2 separate regions of the Homo sapiens genome follow, and region 2 is linked to region 1. Evidence: chromatin contacts called from ENCODE Hi-C or POLR2A ChIA-PET data. All regions are on one chromosome and are shown on one strand. The core of a region is the stretch at or near the end of the contact, and the rest is flanking DNA. Distances in the headings are between cores, read along the strand shown. Region 1 overlaps SIL1 (SIL1 nucleotide exchange factor). Region 2 has its middle 12 kb from the start of SNHG4.

Region 1 (2,973 bases), core at 355-2,854:
AACTACTCACGCTGGGGTGGAAGGATCACTTGAGTCCAGGAGGGTGAGACTGCAGCGAGCTGTGATTGTACCACTGCACTTCAACGTGAGCAATAGAGCGAGACCCTGACTCCAAAAAAATTATGACATAGAGCAAGCATCTTTTCTCTCTTGGCTAATTATCATACATCTTTCTAAGTATGGATGAGCCTCCAACATTTCACCCTTCGTACTTTCAATGTTGTGAAATTTCTCAGAGAGTTCCTGTAATGTGAAGTTTTTTGCCAGTGTCATTTCATCCTTTTTATCACTTTCCTAATTTGTGTCTGTAAGTTTGCCTTTGCTGAGTCCCTCTGTCTGCACATCTAGAGCTCATCAACAGTGGCAGTGTTAACATTCCCACAGTCAGCCATTTCTTCTATAACTCCATGTACATTCAATTCAAATTTCATTGCCAAAGTTACCACCTTTCATTTATTTGCTGCGCTTTCATCTTTGCTGGCCAGTTCTCTGTTTAAAAAAATAGAATTTAAAAAATATAAATACAGAGAGTCTCACTATATTGCCCAGACTGGTCTGGAACTCCTGAGCTCAAGTTGTCCACCTGCCTTGGCCTCCCAAACTTCTAGGATTACAGGCATGAACCACTGTGTATATAACATTTTTTAAATGCCAGAATTATAAACATGGAGAATAAATTAGTGACAACCAGGGCACAGGGATGTAAGAGAGTAGCATGGGAGGATAAAGTATAACTGTAAAGGAGTAGTACATAGTAGATTATGTGATCATGGTGGGACAGTTCTCTAGCATGATTGTTCTGGTAGTTACACAAGTCTACATCTCAGGTAAAATTACATAGAATGATACACATACACACATACATGTAAGTGAGTATATGTAAAAACTGGTGAAATCCAAACAAGGTGTTTAGTCTAGTTAACAGTATGGTACCTGTGTCCTTTTCTTGATTTTGACATTGTATCCTTATGTAATATCCTTATGTAAAATGTTAACATTGAGGGAAGCTGGATGAAGGGTACATGACACTCTCTGTACTATTTTTTGTTATTTCTTGGGAATTTATAATTATTTCAAAGTAAAAGTTTTGTTTTGTTTTGTTTTGTTTTGTTTTGTTTTGTTTTGTTTTGTTTTGTGATGGAGTCTCGCTCTGTCGCTTAGGCTGGAGTGCAGTGGCACGATCTCCGCTCACTGCAACCTCTGCCTTCTGGGTTCAAGCGATTCTCCTGCCTCAGCCTCCCGAGTAGCTGGGACTACAGGTGTGAGCCACCATGCCCGGCTAATTTTTGTATTTTTAGTAGAGATGGGGTTTCACCATATTGGTCAGGCTGGTCTTGAACTCCTGACCTCGTGATCTGCCTGCCTCGGCCTACCAAAGTGCTGGGATTACAGGTGTGAGCCACTGTGCCCGGCCAAAACCTTTTTTTTTTTTTGAGGCCTTCTTGAGAGCCAGGCACACATCGTTTTTGTGAGACAGATGTCACTAGTTTCTTATTGTGCTCACTTGCCTATCATCTCACAGTTCTAGAAAGTGACTCAGCCTTCCCAGACCTCTTTGCTTGGCTTTGGCAGCCATCCAGAGACCTCTAGCTGGGTGCAGGGAGAGTATCTCATATTATTTTAGCCCAGAGAATCAGGATGTGGCGCCCCATGGATGTGATTGCTCCGCTAGGAGCTTGGTCTTTTTTAAGAGAGGCTGATTCATTTCTTTGGTTGGTGTTTCTATGGAGTGCTTGTAACTGGGGAGAAAAACCCATAGGTAATAGATGAGCAATTTGGAGCTGACAGCTGTTCATCATCCGGCTTTTTATAAATATCTGTGCCTTTTAGTTTTTCTTGGAAGACAGATACATAAGCCACTGTGACTTTTCAGACTCTCTTTATAGGCACTATCTTCTCAAATTGGGAAGAAAACAGTGTCACATGTATAAAATATTTAATTAAAGTCTTTTATTCACCTCTAATGTAACTTCATTTTTAAAGTTTTTATATGTGAGTGGAGTGGGGAAGGATTCAGAGAAAATTGTTCGAGATTTGAGTATAGTACATATAGTAATTTAGCCATTTCAAACAGTTGAACAAATTGTACACCTGTGGTTAGATTGACAGTAATGACAGTGATTTAATTTTCATCAGCAAATTGCTCCTGCTGTGACAGCTCTTACCCATAGTTTTCTATGTCCAAGTTTCCCTAAAATGTTGTTGGATTGGGTAGGGCAAGGCCAAGATAGTCTATGATTGTGAGAAGTGGAGAAGTAGGGTGTGGGTTATTCTACCTTAGGTCTCAGCTGTTTCATATGTGGTTTGAGGTTGAAGATGAACTTGCATTACTTCCCCTTAACTCAGTGGTTGTGACAAAAAGCCTTTCTATTCTTCCTGAATATTGGAAATCGGACTTGAATAAGCGAATCTTGGAACATCTTGAGTGTGTTTTTAGAGCTGAGGCCTATATAGGCAGACTTTGAGGGCTGTCTTCTCTGGGCATCTTAGAAAGTATTAGTATTTTTGATAGCATAGATGAGAGAAGACTGTGAGTCTTGGAGCAGCAGTTTTTTGAGGATGGGCATCCATGGTAGACCACAGACATCTTGGGCAGATGTCTCCAACCAATTTAATCACCTCTTTGCTGCTCTCCTTAGGCAAGGCAGGCTGAGGTAAAGCGGCTCTTCCGCCCCATTGAGGAACTGAAGAAAGACTTTGATGAGCTGAATGTTGTCATTGAGACTGACATGCAGATCATGGTACGGCTGATCAACAAGTTCAATAGTTCCAGCTCCAGTTTGGAAGAGAAGATTGCTGCGCTCTTTGATCTTGAATATTATGTCCATCAGGTACTGTATTTCTTCGTCCATAAGTCAGACTTTTAACAGCTCCAAAAATAAATCCCCCTTCCCTAAGCCCTAAGAAAATAGCATCAACATCTTTACTTCTCTCCCAGAGCACAGACTATTTTTAATCTAGTCTTGTTATCTT
Region 2 (3,047 bases), core at 49-2,548, 230 kb before region 1:
ACACCAGACTTTATAAGGAAAAGAAGTGATATAATGCAGATGATATACCATGATATAATAATAATACCATACAACAAATTTATTATGTTGCTGCAAAACAAATTATCCCAAAACTTCAAGAACTTAAAGTAACAAATGTTTATTTCATACAGTTTCTGGGGGTCAGGATTGGGGAGCAGCTCAGCTAAGCTGGCTCAGGGTCACTCATGAGGTTGTAGTCAAGCCGTCCACTAGGGCTGCAGTCATCTGAGGCCCTGATGAGGGCCAGAGGATCTGCTACCAAGATGGCTCACTTGGCTGTTGATAGAAGGCCTAGTTCCTTATCACATGACCTTCCACAGCACTGTTCACTACATGGCAACTGGCTTGCCCCAGAGTGAGTGATCAGATGACAGAGTGACCAAGAAAGAAGCCACAGTGTCTTTTATAACCTAATCTTGTATGTTACATATGATTACTTCTGTCATATTCTATTGGTCACACAGACAAACCCTGGTACCATATGGGAGAGGGGATTTACAAGTGCATGAATATCAGTACATGGACAGCATTGGGGATGGATCATCCTGGAGGCTGGTTACCACACTGGCTTGTAGAAAATTTCCTCAGAATAACCATTTCTTCAAGAAATACCAACAAATATGTGGCCCCTAAAATACTAGAGTTCCCAACCCTATCTGGGTTGGAGCCTGAACGAGGACAGTCCAAAGAGCAGGGGCTTCAAAAACTGCTGAGAGTCTGAAGATTTTATTTCAATTCTGCATGAGCATGCTTTTTTCTTCAAAGCCCCACTTCCTCTAGGCCTGGCCTCATTATTTCATTCAGCCAATTAACTCAACTTGTAATAATCTTAGTTAAACCTGCAAATTAAAAAAAAAAAAAAGCAAAAGAAAAGAAAAGACAAAAATAAACCCTTTGAGGAAATCTATAGAACTTCAGAGGCAGCCTGGACCTCTCTCGGTAATTTAACCTTGAGATGACACTGAACTTTGCGAAGGGCAGAGCAGACCCACCCATCCCCCTAAAATCCCTAGGTCTCTTCTTGTCGAAGAGAGGCATCTTGTCTAGTCTAAGAAGAATGACTGAGGACAGACTATTTGCTCTGTCCCGGAAGGCCAGTACTGGATTTATCCAGAAACAAAAAACATGGCTCTCCTGAGACCCAGGGCGGGCCTCTTGCCCAGCCCCCACCAGACTCAGCCTTGGCTGTGCAGCCCATCAGCCAGTTTCCTAAGCTGAGCAGCAGATGGCATCCCAGCCTCAGGAGCGAGCAGCTGAGGTTTCTAGAAAGAGCAGCATCACTGTAAGGAACTCAGACTGCGGCTTGGCATCTGGGAGCCCTGCCTCCCCAGCTCCCAGCTCAGGGAAGTTTCTGCTCTGTGCCTACAGATTAGGATACTGTTAGGCCAGTGTCTCAGAGAGTAGGGCCTGAAGCCCCTAGTCAGGAAACAGATGGTGAACACAGGGTCTTTTCTGAGAAAGATAAAAATCAGTGGTTTCTGCAATTATATAAGCACTAAAAAAAATTTTTTTAAACGAAGAAAACCAGTGGCTGCTGTTCTCAGACAGGCTGTTTTTCCTTCACTTGCCCTTTGCTTGAGAGGGTCCACAATGACTATATCTTGGTCTGGGGGCTGGCAGGTCCCTGGCGGGAGCCTCCTGGGATGGCCAGATGGAGCCAAAGACAACTTGAGGGATCAGTGGGCTACTGAAAGCATCTAGGGAATTCCAAGGGTTCAAAATTGAATATTTTTTTTCCCCTGATGACCCAAATGAAGAGCTATACCCCAGAGCTGACCGCCAATGACGCAGGCAGGGCTCAGTCCTGCAGGCCTTGTTTCTGTGCCTCAATCTTACTCCCTCTCCTTATGCTCCTCCTCCTCTCTGTTCCATTTTTTCTCTCCTTCCTTTTTCCTCTATCATTTCTATCCTTTTACGTCTTTCACTGTGTGGCTCTATTTCTTTCTTCTGCTCCAGTGTAGGAAAGAAAGCTGATTACCAAACTGCCTCGGCAAAGTGGCCATGGGCATTGAGCCACACACAATTCCCTGTCTTTAGGGACTCAGACCTTGTCTATACTTGCCTCTCTCTCCCTTCCTCATTTCTTCCCTCCCTGCTGCTGATACCTGATGGCCAGTCCCAAGGAGACCTGGACAAAGAGAGGTCCAGAGGTCACCAAGAAAATCTACTCTCCCCCCACAGAACCTGTACTCCCTGCTTTGTAGCTCCTGACAGGAAATACTCCAGAGGCTTCCCAGTAGGGCTGAGGTCCACTGAGCCTCCTGTTCACTGAGCACTCACTGTTTGCCACTAAAATGTGAGCTTGAGGGCAGGGCCCTGTCTACCTTGTTCACTGCTATACCCACCATATCTAGCACACAGTAGATACTCAAGAAATAATTGTTAAAAAATAATGAGTGGGGGATGGAAAGATGAATGTTGAGCACTGTATTAAGTATTAGGGGCACAGGGCTGGGCGTGGTGGCTCACGCCTGTAATCCCAGCACTTTGGGAGGCCGAGGTGGGCAGATCACAAGGTCAGGAGATCGAGACCATCCTGGCTAACATGGTGAAACCCCGTCTCTACTAAAAATACAAAAAATTAGCCAGGTGTGGTGGCATGCACCTGTGGTCTCAGCTACTTGGGAGGCTGAGGCAGGAGAATCGCTTGAACCTGGGAGGCTGAGGTTGCAGTGAGCCGAGCCAAGATTGTGCCACTGCACTCCAGCCTAGGCAACAGAGCGAGACTCTGTCTAAAAAAAAAAAGTATTAGGGGTACAAACATTAAAGGTGCAATCCCAGTCCATAAAGAGAAGAACACCCAGACAATCAGTCACCTATGATCTGGAACAGTAACTATGAGAATGATGGTGGTAGAAGCTGCAGCAGTGCCTGAGTATGTGCTGTGAAGACAGGGAATGCTTGGTTCACTCACTAATTCAACAATTATTCATAAAGAGCCTACTAGACTCTGGGCTAAGCAAGGAATAAGGTAGGTCCTTGTCCTCAAGGAGCTCCCAGTTGGATGTGGGAGACATATGAGTAAA

What was found. Hi-C counts contacts between places; a loop is a spot of excess contacts on that map. ChIA-PET counts read pairs that join two places held with the same protein, here RNA polymerase II (POLR2A). Pooled maps may share reads with other maps.
Region 2: a pooled map shows a loop between it and region 1 (5-fold over the local background). The contact joins two enhancer-like sites. A Hi-C loop is called at or near these places in 1 of 168 maps with a recorded cell type or tissue (mammary epithelial cell) and 4 of 50 pooled maps. POLR2A ChIA-PET finds 5 or more read pairs at or near these places in 6 of 52 experiments (H1, K562, T-cell and 3 more).

Annotation. Positions count from the first base shown.
Region 1 is chr5:139,026,659-139,029,631 of GRCh38, reverse strand. It overlaps SIL1 (SIL1 nucleotide exchange factor), which reads left to right. Exons shown (of 10, transcript NM_022464.5): 6 at 2,640-2,831. Among named protein-coding and RNA genes, the nearest start is that of LRRTM2, 150 kb to the right of the region's middle. Within about 2 kb of position 1,604, at least 5 of the 41 ENCODE cell types and tissues checked have a DNase peak (open chromatin) inside an H3K27ac peak, as active enhancers do.
Region 2 is chr5:139,261,027-139,264,073 of GRCh38, reverse strand. No RefSeq gene overlaps it. Among named protein-coding and RNA genes, the nearest start is that of SNHG4, 12 kb to the left of the region's middle. RefSeq lists an enhancer at 1,350-1,419. Within about 2 kb of position 1,298, at least 6 of the 41 ENCODE cell types and tissues checked have a DNase peak (open chromatin) inside an H3K27ac peak, as active enhancers do.